5 separate regions of the Homo sapiens genome follow, and all the other regions are linked to region 1. The links are chromatin contacts, found by Hi-C or POLR2A ChIA-PET in ENCODE. All regions are on one chromosome and are shown on one strand. Each heading gives the region's core, a stretch centred on a gene start or an enhancer-like site at or near the end of the contact. The rest is flanking DNA. Distances are from core to core; before and after follow the strand shown. Region 1 holds the start of MALAT1 (metastasis associated lung adenocarcinoma transcript 1). Region 2 holds the start of BANF1 (barrier to autointegration nuclear assembly factor 1). Region 3 holds the start of SART1 (spliceosome associated factor 1, recruiter of U4/U6.U5 tri-snRNP). Region 4 holds the start of DRAP1 (DR1 associated protein 1). Region 5 holds the start of CCDC85B (coiled-coil domain containing 85B).

The links. Hi-C counts contacts between places; a loop is a spot of excess contacts on that map. ChIA-PET counts read pairs that join two places held with the same protein, here RNA polymerase II (POLR2A). Pooled maps may share reads with other maps.
Region 2: a loop to region 1 is called in a pooled map, with 5 times the contacts of the local background. The contact joins the promoter of BANF1 here to the promoter of MALAT1 in region 1. A Hi-C loop is called at or near these places in 1 of 50 pooled maps. POLR2A ChIA-PET finds 5 or more read pairs at or near these places in 2 of 52 experiments (Panc1 and activated CD4-positive, alpha-beta T cell).
Region 3: a loop to region 1 is called in a pooled map, with 6 times the contacts of the local background. The contact joins the promoter of SART1 here to the promoter of MALAT1 in region 1. A Hi-C loop is called at or near these places in 2 of 50 pooled maps. POLR2A ChIA-PET finds 5 or more read pairs at or near these places in 3 of 52 experiments (B cell, activated CD4-positive, alpha-beta T cell and activated T-cell).
Region 4: a loop to region 1 is called in a pooled map, with 4 times the contacts of the local background. The contact joins the promoter of DRAP1 here to the promoter of MALAT1 in region 1. A Hi-C loop is called at or near these places in 2 of 50 pooled maps. POLR2A ChIA-PET finds 5 or more read pairs at or near these places in 5 of 52 experiments (CD8-positive, alpha-beta T cell, H1, Panc1 and 2 more).
Region 5: a loop to region 1 is called in a pooled map, with 4 times the contacts of the local background. The contact joins the promoter of CCDC85B here to the promoter of MALAT1 in region 1. A Hi-C loop is called at or near these places in 3 of 50 pooled maps. POLR2A ChIA-PET finds 5 or more read pairs at or near these places in 22 of 52 experiments (BJ, CD4-positive, alpha-beta T cell, CD4-positive, alpha-beta memory T cell and 15 more).

The regions. Positions count from the first base shown.
Region 1 is chr11:65,497,700-65,500,381 of GRCh38, reverse strand. MALAT1 (metastasis associated lung adenocarcinoma transcript 1) reads right to left here and starts at 1,337. Exons shown (of 1, transcript NR_002819.5): 1 at 1-1,337. It also overlaps TALAM1. RefSeq lists enhancers at 1,447-1,526, 1,577-1,646, 2,207-2,276, 2,337-2,576, 2,146-2,682 and a silencer at 2,617-2,676.
Region 2 is chr11:66,001,127-66,003,808 of GRCh38, reverse strand. BANF1 (barrier to autointegration nuclear assembly factor 1) reads right to left here and starts at 1,306. Exons shown (of 3, transcript NM_003860.4): 1 at 1,239-1,306; 2 at 436-574; 3 at 1-183. The coding sequence starts at 558. The coding sequence ends at 37. EIF1AD (eukaryotic translation initiation factor 1A domain containing) reads left to right here and starts at 1,652. Exons shown (of 6, transcript NM_001242481.2): 1 at 1,652-1,899. RefSeq lists enhancers at 1-577, 1,585-1,954 and a silencer at 945-1,284.
Region 3 is chr11:65,960,413-65,963,094 of GRCh38, reverse strand. It overlaps SART1 (spliceosome associated factor 1, recruiter of U4/U6.U5 tri-snRNP), which reads right to left and starts at 1,361. Exons shown (of 20, transcript NM_005146.5): 1 at 1,002-1,361. The coding sequence starts at 1,314. RefSeq lists an enhancer at 716-1,503.
Region 4 is chr11:65,918,077-65,920,758 of GRCh38, reverse strand. It overlaps DRAP1 (DR1 associated protein 1), which reads right to left and starts at 1,333. Exons shown (of 7, transcript NM_006442.4): 1 at 1,216-1,333; 2 at 907-979; 3 at 718-811; 4 at 297-416; 5 at 97-190. The coding sequence starts at 1,257. C11orf68 (chromosome 11 open reading frame 68) reads left to right here and starts at 1,697. Exons shown (of 2, transcript NM_001135635.2): 1 at 1,697-1,849; 2 at 2,541-2,682. The coding sequence starts at 1,728. RefSeq lists enhancers at 740-1,660, 1,661-2,580 and a silencer at 874-1,943.
Region 5 is chr11:65,889,356-65,892,037 of GRCh38, reverse strand. It overlaps CCDC85B (coiled-coil domain containing 85B), which reads right to left and starts at 1,365. Exons shown (of 1, transcript NM_006848.3): 1 at 403-1,365. The coding sequence starts at 1,254. The coding sequence ends at 646. RefSeq lists a silencer at 1,095-1,574.

The sequences.
Region 1 (2,682 bases), core at 88-2,587:
TAATGCTAGTCCTCAGGATTTAAAAAATAATCTTAACTCAAAGTCCAATGCAAAAACATTAAGTTGGTAATTACTCTTGATCTTGAATTACTTCCGTTACGAAAGTCCTTCACATTTTTCAAACTAAGCTACTATATTTAAGGCCTTCCAAATTCTTCTAACTCTTCCAAAAGCCTTCTGCCTTAGTTTTTTTTAAATTACACCAGTCCTTTTAGTAGCTTTTTGATGTGATTTTTAACCAACTTCCCCTTCTAGCTTCAAGTATTCTTCTAAATTGGTTCTGGTCTACGTAAACACCCTCATCTTCTCAAGCTTTACCTTCTAACTTCTGCACCACCAGAAATTAAATTGATGGGCTTTTAAAATAAATTGGTTACCAATAATTTCCTCATTTTTTCAGTGCTATTTTATCCAATTTTTGGCTTTATATTTTTCTATCTTCTATACTTCTCCAATACTTGTCTTAGCTTGTTTTTCATTTTCTATCTGAAACTCTTGACAATATTTTCATTTTCTATCTTGTTTCTATCTTCCAATTTTCTTCTAAGTTTGTACATTTTGCCCTTAGCTTTTTGTTTCCTAGCTTGTCTTTTTTCTTCTGCTTCCTACTTTTCAGGTTTAAATTTATCTTTTTTCTTCTAAAAGTATGTTTTTATCTTCTAATTTCCCTATCTTCTCTATTCTTTTCTTCGCCTTCCCGTACTTCTGTCTTCCAGTTTTCCACTTCAAACTTCTATCTTCTCCAAATTGTTTCATCCTACCACTCCCAATTAATCTTTCCATTTTCGTCTGCGTTTAGTAAATGCGTTAACTAGGCTTTAAATGACGCAATTCTCCCTGCGTCATGGATTTCAAGGTCTTTTAATCACCTTCGGTTTAATCTCTTTTTAAAAGATCGCCTTCAAATTATTTTAATCACCTACAACTTTTAAACTAAACTTTAAGCTGTTTAAGTCACCTTCATTTTAATCTAAAAGCATTGCCCTTCTATTGGTATTAATTCGGGGCTCTGTAGTCCTTTCTCTCAATTTTCTTTTAAATACATTTTTTACTCCATGAAGAAGCTTCATCTCAACCTCCGTCATGTTTTAGAAACCTTTTATCTTTTCCTTCCTCATGCTACTCTTCTAAGTCTTCATATTTTCTCTTAAAATCTTAAGCTATTAAAATTACGTTAAAAACTTAACGCTAAGCAATATCTTAGTAACCTATTGACTATATTTTTTAAGTAGTTGTATTAATCTCTATCTTTCAAAGAGAAAAAAACTTATCTGCGGTTTCCTCAAGCTCCGCCTGCCCCCTCAGCAGAAGCCCCTGCGCTGGCTGCCTCAATGCCTACCGCACAGCTCGGGCGAGGCGTATTTATAGACGGAGAACAACTCGCATCACCGGAATTCGATCACCTTCCGCCGCCTTTGTGAGGGAGGCAAAAAGTAGTTCTTCGGTTAAAAATAGGTTCTAGTTTTACTTTTCTAGATTTTTCTTAACAGCTTATGGAACTTGAATGCAAACTACACATGCAGAAATACTTAAATTACTAGCGTGTGGAAAGATTTGAGCTGCAAACTTTAGACAAAAGAAACATGGAAATCATATTTTAAACGGGTCATCAAACACCTCACAAAACCCCCGGAACTTTTAAAATACCTCTTAAAGCACTTCTTGTGTTCTCTTGAGGGACAGTAGGTATAGTTTACCACCTTTTGAAGGAAGATTAAAGTGTGATAGTTCAGGGCTTTACTTTCCATTACGCAACTGAGCCCCAGCCTTGCAGGGACGGTTGAGAAGTGGCAAAATGGCGGACTTTCTCCCCCAACTGCTTGCAGTCCTGCGACTTGCTCCCAAGACAGCCACACGTTTTGCTTTTTTGTTCGAGAAATCGGAGCAGCACGGGCTGTCTGCTTGGGAAATCTTAGAAACGTGAAAACCCACTCTTGGAAAACGCCTCAATCCCACACCACAGAGCTGCTCCCCGCCTGAGCCCCGGGGGCCGTTGGCTGCCAGTGGCCCACTCTGATCTGCGGCCCCCCAGTTGCCGCCAGCCCCCCACGGCCCGCACGGAAATTTTTCTACCGTTTTTCAGCTTCCAGGCTCTCCTGAAAGTGCTCACAAGGCAAATCGCCATGGAAAGCGAGTTCAAGTGGCCTTTTAAAGTAGACCAACTAAGCGAATGGCTTTGTCTCCGAAGACACAGAGACCTTGGGCAGCCAGTCAGGGACACACCCAGAAGTGTTTACACTGCTCTGGGTCTGCTTTTTTAGGGGTTTTTGTTTTGCAGATTCTGTGTTATGCCTGGTTAGGTATGAGCTTCAGACCTTCTGAACCGGAGCAGGAAGAAAAATAAAAGCTTTCCTCCAAACCCCAAGACCAAACTGCAGAGTTTGAGTGGTTTTATCTAAATACCACCACCTGGAATGGCCAGCCTATAAGGACAGCTAAGATAGCAGCACAACTCGTCGCTGCGTCCCAAGGACTCTGGGAAACCTGGGCTCCCGGAGGCGTCAGAGGGGACCTGCCTTCAGGCGAGCTGAGGCTTCCCGGCGCCGGGCTTCTGCGTTGCTAAAATGGCGCTGCGCTTAAGAGGGCAGGAGAGGCCAGTTGCGGGGCCCCAGTCCTTTACAGAAGTCTCGGGCTGCAGGCTGCGGAGGGGAGAGCGGGGGCGGGGAGGGACTGCGCAACCGG
Region 2 (2,682 bases), core at 57-2,556, 500 kb before region 1:
GATGAGGGCTGGGGATTGAGAGCTTCCCAGAGAGCATCACAAGAAGGCGTCGCACCACTCTCGAAGGCATCCGAAGCAGTCCCGGGACTGCTTGGCGTTGGCGCCACAAGTGTCTTTCAGCCATTCCCGGAAGAGGTCTTCATCTTTCTTTAGCACCAGAAACTGGCCAAGGACAACATAGGCCTGCAAAACAGGGAAAAGGAAGGAGCGTGCTGCTCAGTGCTCAGTGAGAGATAAGAGCAAGACAGCCATTCCTGTGCCATTCAGAGCACACAAGCCCAGGAAGCAGCGCGGGTTTTGCCCCCCTCTCCTCTCCACCAGGTGCCCAGGCTCTGGCAGCCTCTTCAGATTATACCTTACTGTCCATCCCCCAGCAGATGGAATCACTTCCCTTCCACCCCCCGCTTGCACTAGGTACACGCAGCCACCCCACACCTTGTCAAAACCCCTTTCCTCCAGCTTCTTGCCCAGGACTTCACCAATCCCAGCCAGGCTCCCCACTGGCTTCTCCCCCATGGGCTCTGCCACGAAGTCTCGGTGCTTTTGGGAGGTTGTCATCTTGATCAGGCTTAATCTAGGAATCCCAAAAAAAAGGCAGATTAGGGCTGAAGACCTGGAACTTCTAAGGGCCCACGAGCAATCTCATAGTAAGAGGAAGCCAAGCCAGGGGTTACAGTGGCTTGCTCGATCCCCCTCATCCTGAAAGGAGAAAACAGTTCCAGGGAGACTCTTCCCTACTATTTTTAAGAGGAGTTTCTTCCTGCAGGACCTGGATTTTGATCTTGCCCCAGAGGAAAAACGATCCTGCCTAACAGGTGGCGCAAGCGGGGCAGTGGAAAGATGCCCAGAGTCCGTAGCCAGGGCTGCGCGGAAGCTATCACTCCCTCTGTGACCTTGGCTGAACCAAGACGACACTGCCTGCCTGGAACGGCCACTTGGCGTGGAAAGCTAACCAAAGGGTCTCTCTACCTACAGGGCGAAGCGCACACCTAGCGCTGCGCACACCCGCTCCCCGCCCGCGGGGTTCACGCCGCGCCCCAGCTCCGCCCCCACCGCGCGCCGCTGCGGCCCGCCCCTTCCCGCGGCCCGGCTCCCACGCGCTGCACCCCGCCCCCTCCCCGCAGCGCGGCCAAGCTCTCCCCCAGGGCCCGCCACAGCGCCTGCGACCCCTCTCCTCCCCTTCTCCCCGCAACCCCTCTGGCCTCCAATCAGGGCCCTGCTCCGCGGCTGGCGCTCACCCGCAACTTCAGTTCCCGTAACGGTTCCTCCCGCCACCCGGCCGCTCCTGCGGATACCTCAAGCCACTAGAACTTTCTTCCACTTCCGCTTCCGGGTCGCTTCAAGAGCCGCCTTTAAAAAAGAAACATTCCACGTTGGGCACTTCTAGCCAGTTAGAGCTATAGAGTTGAGGCGCCCCGGACCTCGACGGCGTCCTTAGTAGGCGCTCCTTTCCGGTCCTTCGCGGGAAGCCCTGCCTTCTAAGGTCTCGCTTCTCGCGCAGTTCTGAGGGAGATAGGCCTCCAGGGAGAGGACTTCCTTTCTCTGCTGCCCGGACCCGGAACTCAAGGACTTAGGCTTGACGGACCTGGCGTGGGGAAGAGTTAGAAGACGGACAAGGGAGGGGACGGGAGGCCTCCGAGACAGCGCCGGAAGTACGGTTTTCGGAGGGATCAGACTCAGACTCACGTCGCACTCCTCGCAGTTGGACTGGTGGGAACTGGGAACACTGGAGACCTGATTTCTAACTGACGCTACCGTCGCGGCCGCCGGCAAGTTCCTTTACTGTGTTTTCTTGGTTCAGCCTTGAAGTGAGTCGTGGACGATCCTCTCTCAGCGTCCAGCCTAGACGGCGGTGTTGCTCCGGCAGCGTTCCTGGGAGCCGAGGGCCAGAGACTAAGTGTGGGTGTTTCTCTGAGGGTCTTTTCTCCGGGATAGACAGGGAGGAGGAAGGAGGACAGCAACTAGAGACGACAGTGTTTCTTTCGGAAACCATCAGTCTTAAGGGTACTGGCCTTCGTCTTCTAAGTACGCAAGTCAGAAATATGCAAATGTCGCAGACAAGCCTGCTCACCTCAACCTTTAATTAACTAGTTCCTGGCTTGAACCATCACGGTGGCCACCTAGTTTGTCTCCGGCTGTAGTGTGTTGCCAGACTGAACTTCTCTGTTGTGTGACTATGCTAGACTTGGGGTGTACAAGCGTGTTGAGAAAGATACGGTTTATTTCAAACTCCTTCCAGAGAGGTTGCCAGGATGACTTCTCTGGAGCATGCGTATAGTTTTATATTACACTAGTACTTAAGATTATAGGAGTTACTTTTTTTTTTTTTTTTTTTTTGAGACGGAGTCTTGCTCTGTCGCCCAGGCTGGAGTGCAGTGGCGCGATCTCGGCTCACTGCAAGCTCCGCCTCCCGGGTTCACGCCATTCTCCTGCCTCAGCCTCCCGGGTAGCTGGGACTACAGGCGCTCGTCATCACGCCCGGCTAATTTTTTGTATTTTTGTAGAGAGAGGGTTTCACCGTATTAGCCAGGATGGTCTCGATCTCCTGACATCGTGATCCGCCCACCTCGGCCTCCCAAAGTGCTGGGATTACAGGCGTGAGCCACCGCGCCCGGCCGGAGTTACTTTTACATGACATGCATTGTATTGTCCCATTCTGTTGTAGCAGGACGAGTCGCAGAC
Region 3 (2,682 bases), core at 112-2,611, 460 kb before region 1:
TGGCCACCCAGATACTGACTCCCAATGGCTTTATCCAGTCCAAACTCTGGATTTCCCCATTACCATCAACCTTGACAACCCCAAAAGTGAACTATCTCCCCCCACCCCCGCTCCAAATCTGCTTCTCTTCCCTACTCCTCAATTTCAGTAGAAATGACACCCACTACCTATCTGGCTGCTCAAGCCAAAATTCAAGGAGTCATCCTCCATTCCTTCTTCCCACCCTCATACAAGTGCTGAGTTCTGTTCATTCCTCCTCCAAAACACCTCTCCAACCTGTCCACTTCTCTCAATCCCACTGCTGCTGCCTTGGTGCAGGCCACCATCAGCCCTCCCCTGGCCTATAGCCCTCCTGGTTTCCTGGTCTCCAGTCCTGACTACCTTTGACTAAATTCTCAATCCAGTGATGTTTACAAAATACGGATCTGAGCAACTCACTCCTCAACTCACATCCATGGCTCCCTACTATCCTCAAGACAATCTACAGTTCTTAACAGAGACTACAGTACAGGGTCCTTTGTGTTCACATCCCTGTCTATCTTACTCCCTCATTTCTCTACCATGCGCCCTACACGATTCGTCCAATACCAGGTTTTTCTTGCCTCTGTATATGCTGACACTACTTCATTCACTCATTCAACATATTTATTGAGAATCTGATTGTACCAGACAACTGAGGAAAACAGAAGCCCTCTGTCCTCAAGCAGCTGAGTGGAGAAAGTCAACCTCTAATCCTAAACAACCGTAGAAAGACTTTTTTCTTTTTGAGACAGAGTCTCGCTTTGTTGCCCAGGCTGGAGTACACTGGCGGGACCGCAGCTCACTGCAGCCTCTAACTCCTGGGCTCAAGGGATCCCGTAGAAAGACTATTTAATAGAGCTGGTAAACAGCTTGGGGGTTTCCTGGCCTGAAGAGCTTCGCTGACACTGCGCGCACACCCAGACCCACGCGTTCCGGGACCCCCGCCCGACCCGCCCCCTGCGCAGGCCCCGCCTCCTCACCGGCCTCGTAGCCGTCATCGCGCTTCTCCCGCTTCACGCGCCGCTCGGAGGGCTCTGCCTGGCTGCGCTCCCGCCCGTGCGTGCTGCTCCGGGCCTCAGCTTCGGCCCCGCGCCGCCCGCTCCCGCGCTCGCCCCCACGTTCCCGGCTCCGCTTCCGTCGTTCGCCACCGCTACCGCCACTGCCGCCACTCCGGTGCTTGTGTTTTTTGTGTTCCCGGTGCCGCGGCGGCTGCTCGGTGGCACCCCCGGTGCCGGCCGCCGCCGTCGTCCCGGCCGCCTCCTTCTCTCCGCGATGCTTCTTGGACGACCCCATAGTGGCACGTCCACTCCGAGCCCGGCTGCCGCCGAGCCCAGACAACGCAAAATGGGAATACTTCCGGGTCGCTCGGCAGCCGCTGTCGTGTTGCCGGAAACTAAGAGCGGCTGCTTCCGTCGCTCGCCTTGGAGCCTGCCCCAGAGGCTCATGGGAAGGCCGGGATCAGCGCTCGACTGCACATTCGCGCCGTCTCGGGTCGGGTGGGTTCTTTGAGCGAGTGGTCCCATTGCGCATGCGCTCCTCAAGGGAAGCGGAATTAACCCGGAGGTGGGATCCCAGAACTGGAAGGACTTAGAGCCCATTAAGTCAGTGTCTTCGTGGCTTTAAGTTCCTCCCCGGCCTCCCTGCGCTTGCACTTCACCGGCAACGGGGTGTTCACTACCTCACGGTCTTTCCGTAGACACCTCCCTCCTACAATGGGCGCTCGCTTAGTGGACTCCTAGGGTCGTGGCTCCAACGGGTGTTGTTTTCCCGAGATCTCCAATTCCACAGCCCAGCTTCAGACCCGCTATAACCAGTATCGTCAGGGAACGCTTCCTTCCCACGTTCCCTGTTTTGTTTTGTTTTGTTTTTTCCCTTGAGATAGGATCTCACTCTGTTGCTCAGGCTGGAGTGCAGTGGCGTGATCACAGCGCACTGCAGCCTCGACCTCCTGGGCTCAAGTGATCCTCCCACCTCAGCCTTCCCAGTAGCTGGGACTACGAGAGTACGCTACCACGCCCCTTTAATTTTTGTATTTTTTTGTAGATGGTTGGTGGGGAGCGGGGGTAGGGGGTGGGGTCACTATGTTGGCCAGGCTGGTCTCGAACTCCTGAGCTCAGGCTATACACCCGCCTTGGCCTCCCAAAGTGCTGAGATTACAGGCATGCGCCACTGCGCCTGGCCCTGGATTGGATTTTTAAAACCTGGCCCCGTGAACTGTTAAGATTGTTTAGGAGCTCCACATGGGCGTCAGTGTATCCCTGGAACCCCTGAAATTGAATGCAAAATGTGGCACATCTGTGTGTATGAGTTTTTTTCTTGAGGAGACCAGCCCTAACTTAAAACTATTGGGACTTAAAACCCCAGTGCAGGCCGGGCGCGGTGGCTCACGCCTGTAATCCCAGCACTTTGGGAGGCCAAGGCAGGCGAATCACGAGGTCAAGAGATCGAGACCATCCTGGCCTACATGGTAAAACCCCGTCTCTACTAAAAATACAAAAATTAGCTGGGTGTGGTGGCGCACACCTGTAGTCCCAGCTACTCAGGAGGCTGAGGCAGGAGAATCGCTTGAACCTGGGAGGCAGAGGTTGCAGTGAGTTGAGATCACACCATTGCACTCCGGCCTGGTGACAGAGCGAGACTCTGTCTTAAAAAAAAAAAAAA
Region 4 (2,682 bases), core at 84-2,583, 420 kb before region 1:
GAAAAGGATGAGAGCTGGCCTCCTGCCAGTTCAGCCTGGGGCGAGGCTGCCTGTCCCATCACCAAGGGCAGGGCGAAGGGCTGGGGCCTCACTCACCTCCTGCTCCGAGTCTGTCCCGGACAGCTTCTTGTCCTTGCTTTTCGTTCCCATCCCACCGTTCTTCCGGCCGCCGCTGCCTGGCTTCCGGCCCCTTTGGGAAGGTACAGTCCATCTGCCCGGAGTGCTCCCTACTCCTTGGCCACCCCCAAGCCCTGTGGCCTTGGCCTTCCCCACTGTATGCCAGGCCCTGGCCCCACCTGCGGGCGCCCTTGTCCCCATCCATGTGGTTGTCTTCCCCGTCCCCCTGCATGTCGGGAACAGATGCCACCAGGTCCTTCAAGAAGTCAAACTGCTGCTCCAGCTCGATGCACTGCTTCCTGGAAGAGGTGAGGAGGGGCTGGCACTCAAGAGGGGCCCAGACACCCAAACCCGCAGTGGGTGGCAGCAAGGGGCCCCAGATGTCAGGCTGGAGCCCGGGCCGATCTCCGCTCCCGGGCCTGCCCTGCTTTACTCAGGTGGCTCCCTCTGCCTGGAAGCCCAGCCTCTCCTCTGCCAGTCTGTGGCCTTGCTGGTGTCCCGGCTGCCGCCCACCTCCCTCGCCACCCAGGCTCTGCCTTCCTCAGTGTGTGAACTCCCCGCGCCAAACCCGCCGGCCCCTCCCGGCTCCTCGCCGCTCACAGGTGGGATGTGGTCATGGTCTTCGCGTTCCGCGACTGGGTCACCTGGCAGGCCTTCTTCAACAGCGACTCTAGGAAGAGCTCGAGCGCCCGGGCTGAGGAGCGTCAAGGAGAACTCCGGGGCAGGAGAGGGCGACCCGCTGCCTCCCTCCCCCACGCCCCTCGACCCGGTCCGCCCCCGGCAGGATACAGATGATGACAGGCACCGCCGCCGCCACCTTCCCAATCTCTTCGTCCGTCTGCATGATCTTCTTGATCCGCGCCTGCGGGTGGGGGAGCAGAGTTCAGACCCCGTCGCCACCGTCCCCTAAGGGGGTGCTGGGGGAGGAAGGGGCATCCCCGGAGAAAGGGGGCGGGGGACACGGACGCGGGGAGGGCATGGAGGGGGCGGGGCGTCCAGGCCCCCGAACACCGCGGCGCGCCCGCCTGCCCAGCGGGAACTGGGCCCAAGCCACCCGGGAGCCGGGCCCACTCCTGCCGGGCTCTGCCACGTGCTCACCGGCGGGAACCGCGCGTTGTACTTCTTCTTCTTGCTCGGCATCTCGGGGCCTCTCTCGCCGCGTCGGGTCCAGCGCCGCCGCCCGCAGCCTCCCGGCTCCCGGGCCTGCTCGCCGCCCGCCCGTCGCGGTTCCCCTGGGTCCTGGTGCCGCCCGCTCCGCCCCCGCCGTTTCCCGCGGAGTCCTAGCGCCGCCGGTTAAGACGCCGCTCGCAGGGCCCTAGTGCCCTCCTCTTGAAGCCTCCTGGCCGGTGCGCGTCCCTCCCCAGTCTGGACCGCCGCTCCCGCCCGCCCCCAAGGCCAGAAGAGCGAACGTTGGCCCCGCCCCCCGCGGCCCGCCCCTCCCGGGGTTCCCGCGATGGCCCCGCCCCCGAGTCAGCACCTCCCCGTCGGCCCCGCCCCTTCCCCTGCCGGCCCCGCCCCACAGCGCGGCCGCTGCGGCCGCTGAGGCCCGCGGCTCCGCCCTGTGGCTGCGCCTGTCTATAAAGTTGTTGTTGAGGTGGCGCGGCGCTAAGATGGCGGCGGCGGCGGCGGCGGCCGTGGCGGGGGTGGGGCGCGGTGGCGGTGGCGCGGAGCCACGGCAGGAGCGGAGCCGGGCCCGGGGCTGGGCCGGCGTCGAACGCAGCGAAGGCCGGAGGTGACTGCGGGCGGCGGGAGGGGCAGGGCAGGGCCGGGGCGGGAGCACAGCTCGGGCCCGTGGGCGTTAATGGCGGCGGGCGCGGCACGGCCGGAGCCTGGCTCTCCTGCAGGCTCTAACAAGCCCTGGTTCGAGTCTGGGAACCGCCCCATTGGCCTCGGAACGGCCTGTAACCTCTCTGGACTTCAGCGTCCTCGTCTGTAAGTGGGCCCGATAACGCCTGCCTGGGAGGCCTGGCCTTACAGAGCCGGCCTCGGGAGCTGCGCGAACGTGCGCTTCTTTGCGTTCCTCTATTAAATGCCAGCGCACCGGATACCTGCCAGGAAAAGGGGGCCTTGGCAGGGCCGGGAGGTGTAGCTGGGGCTGGTTGCTCCCACGCCTGGATTCACCCTTCGGCCCTGCCACGCACTGCAGGTGTGACCTTGGGCAAGTCCTTTTTCTCAGCCTCAGTTTCCTTTTCTGTAAGTCAAGGAGAATAGTAATAACTGCAGCAACCCTTCTGGAGCGCTGACTCCTCAGGCATCTAATTTTCATAGCAGATCTACGGGACAGGAACAGTTGTTATCCCATTGTAAAGATGAGGCAACTGAGGCGCATCGACAGTAACTCTTACTCAAGGCCACAGTTTAATCCAGTGCCTGGCATCTGTAGTTATTGTCTCAGACCCTGCCCTGACTCGGTTCCCTCACAGCAGGATGGAACCAGGTGAGGAGCTGGAAGAGGAGGGCTCTCCAGGTGGCCGTGAGGATGGCTTCACCGCCGAGCACCTGGCTGCAGAGGCCATGGCAGCTGACATGGACCCCTGGCTAGTGTTTGATGCCCGCACAACGCCT
Region 5 (2,682 bases), core at 116-2,615, 390 kb before region 1:
TCCTCTGGGGTAAAAGCGAAGAGGCTTACCGCCCCTCTCCCCGTGGGGGCCCACAGTGCTGCTGCGTGTGCCACGGAGGGGCGCTGTTATGCCCCCTTCCAGCCTCAGAGGAGGCGGCCGAGTGGTTCTAGGCCCCCAGCACCTGCTTCCTGCCCCATTGTCTTGGACAGGAAGGAGCCGGGAAGGGAGCTGGAGCCACTTCAGGGGCTGGATTAAGGCCGGTCCCGGCGCCCGATGGGGGAAGTCTGGTTTACCACTGCCCCGCATCCCACCCCAGGCTCGAAGTAATGGGGGAATCATTAGTTCTGCAGTCCTTCTGGATGGGAATTGTACCCTGTATCAGCACCCCACCCTCGCCCCAACCCCGGCGAGTACCAAACAGACGCTGCCCAGGCCGTGGGCTCCGCTTCCGTCCGGGTTTATTACCCCCAATCCAACCCCCAGCAAGTCCCTCCGCTCCAGCCTTCAGTCCCCCTGCTGCCCTGCCAGCAAGAGCGAGGGGCCCTTCTTGGTGTCAGGATTTCTTAGTCCATGCCAGCGGCCCCTCCTGCGCAGCCAGGACGGCGTCCAGGTCCCGAGGTCCACAGCGGTCCCGGGGCTCGGGGAGCAATCCGGGCGGGCGTCGGCGTGGAGGAAGCAGTGCCTTCAATCATCGGGGGAACAGGCCAGGGGCAACTGATCCGGACTGCCCACGCTGCCAGTGCTGGAGCTTCCATCGCCTAGGTCGCGGGGCCCGCACGGGGGCAAGGCAAGCTCGGGTGCTGGCCCGGCTCCTGATCCCCCGGCGCCGCTGGGGCCGCCGCGGGGGCCCCATTCTTCGCCCAGCGCCAGGCAGAGCTCCTTAAGCGCTAGGTTCTCCCGCAGCAGCTCCTCCTGGCGGCCCTCCAGCTCGGCCAGCTTCTGCCAACAGCCGCCCAGGTCCTCGCGCACGGCCCGGGATGCTTGGGTCCCGAAGAGCTGCCACTGGCGTGCGGCGCGCCGCCCGCGCTGGCGCTCCGAGTCCAGGAAGCAGCAGAGGTCGCGCAGCTCACGGTTCTCTGCCTGCAGACGCCGGTTGAGCTGCTTGAGCTCGCGGATCTCGCCCAGGTGGCCCTGCAGCTGCCGATTCACCTCCTGCATGAGGCGGCCGCGCTGCACCAGTGCCGCCAGGCGCGCCGCCTCCTCCCGCCGCAGGCGCCGCACTAGCTCTTCCTTGCCTAGCGCCGCCATCTCCTCGTCCGTCAGCTCCTCCAGGCCGCCTGCCTCGGCCTCCATGGCTGGTCAGGCCTCTGGAGCATCGCCCGCCCGCCGCCGCGGCCCAGGAGCCCCACGTCGGGCCCGGCGCCACTCAGGCTCGGGCTCCGGCTCCGCACGCGGCAGGCAGTGGCCGAGGCAGCGTAGGCTGCAGCAGCTACCCGGGCTGGGCACGCGGCGGGGCGCGCGCCGGGGCGGGGCCGCATGTCGTTATGGAAGGACAGCCAATCCGGTGAAACGTCCCCGGAAAGGGGCGGGGCCTGAGCTCAGGGGCCGCCCCCCTCGTTCCCCACCCACTCCGGGTGTTACTGATCCTCGATGTCAAGGAACCCGCGCGTCATCGCCCTCCACATCGGTCTCAACCCGAAACTAGGAGCTTCGAACCTCCAAGTACCGGATCGCCCCAAGCTTGAGCCTAGGCCTCTCGGCTCTTCTGAGAAACAAGATTCAGGCGTCCGCCCCTGACTCCTGCCCATCCCCCACAGAAGTCAGATGGACCGCTCTCCAGTCCCTCTTTACCTTTGATCAAATTCGGAAGTCTCGGCCCACTAAGGATCGCTCCTGGTTCCTCGGAACCCTGAGTCCAAACGTCCTAGCTCACCAATAGACTACCCTCCCTCCCAGGGAGCGTTTCCTGCCTGGGGGGAGGAACATACAGGATTCGTTTGTTCAATAAACGTTTTTTATGTGCAAGGCCCATGCAGAAATAAATTTAACCAAAATACCGATTCCATCCTCAAGGAGGTCGCAGTCTGTCCGGGAAGTCAAGCTGTGTTAAGCAAGAAATAAATCCGGGAGGAGTATGGTCTGAGGGTCCTTAAGAGGGTTCCCAAAAGAGATGCTATCCAAGAGGCTCTGGTAGATCCATAGGACTTTGCCAAGTAAAGAGCTATTTCAGGGAGAGAGAATAACATAGTGAAAGACACTGGTGCCCGAAAGAGCCTAGCTGCTTTAGGAACAATGAGGATAGCTTGGTTTTTGAAAAGCAGATGTGTCGAGAAAATGCTAAGAGAGAGAGAGCGAGGCTTCAAAGGTAGGTAAAAGCCAGATTCTTAAGAACTTCCAGTACCAGGTTGGAGCATTTCCAAAGGCCACTAAGGATGTTAAGCAAGAGAGTAACATTTGTAAGGATGTTAAGCAAGGGAGTAACATTTTAAAATATGCCTTTAACTGGCCAAGATGGTGAAACCCCGTTTCTACTAAAAATACAAAAATTAGCCGGGCGTGGTGGGAGGAGCCTGTAATCTCAGCTACTCGGGAGGCTGAGGCAGAGAACTGCTTGAACCCGGGAGGCGGAGGTTGCAGTGAGCCGAGATCGCGCCACTGCACTCCAGCCTGGGCGACAGAGCGAGACGCTGTCTCGAAAAAAAAAATGTATTTAAAAAGATTGGGCTGATCTGTGTGGGCCGGACCCTGCGGGGAGGGGACATAAACAGGGAGATTAGTAAC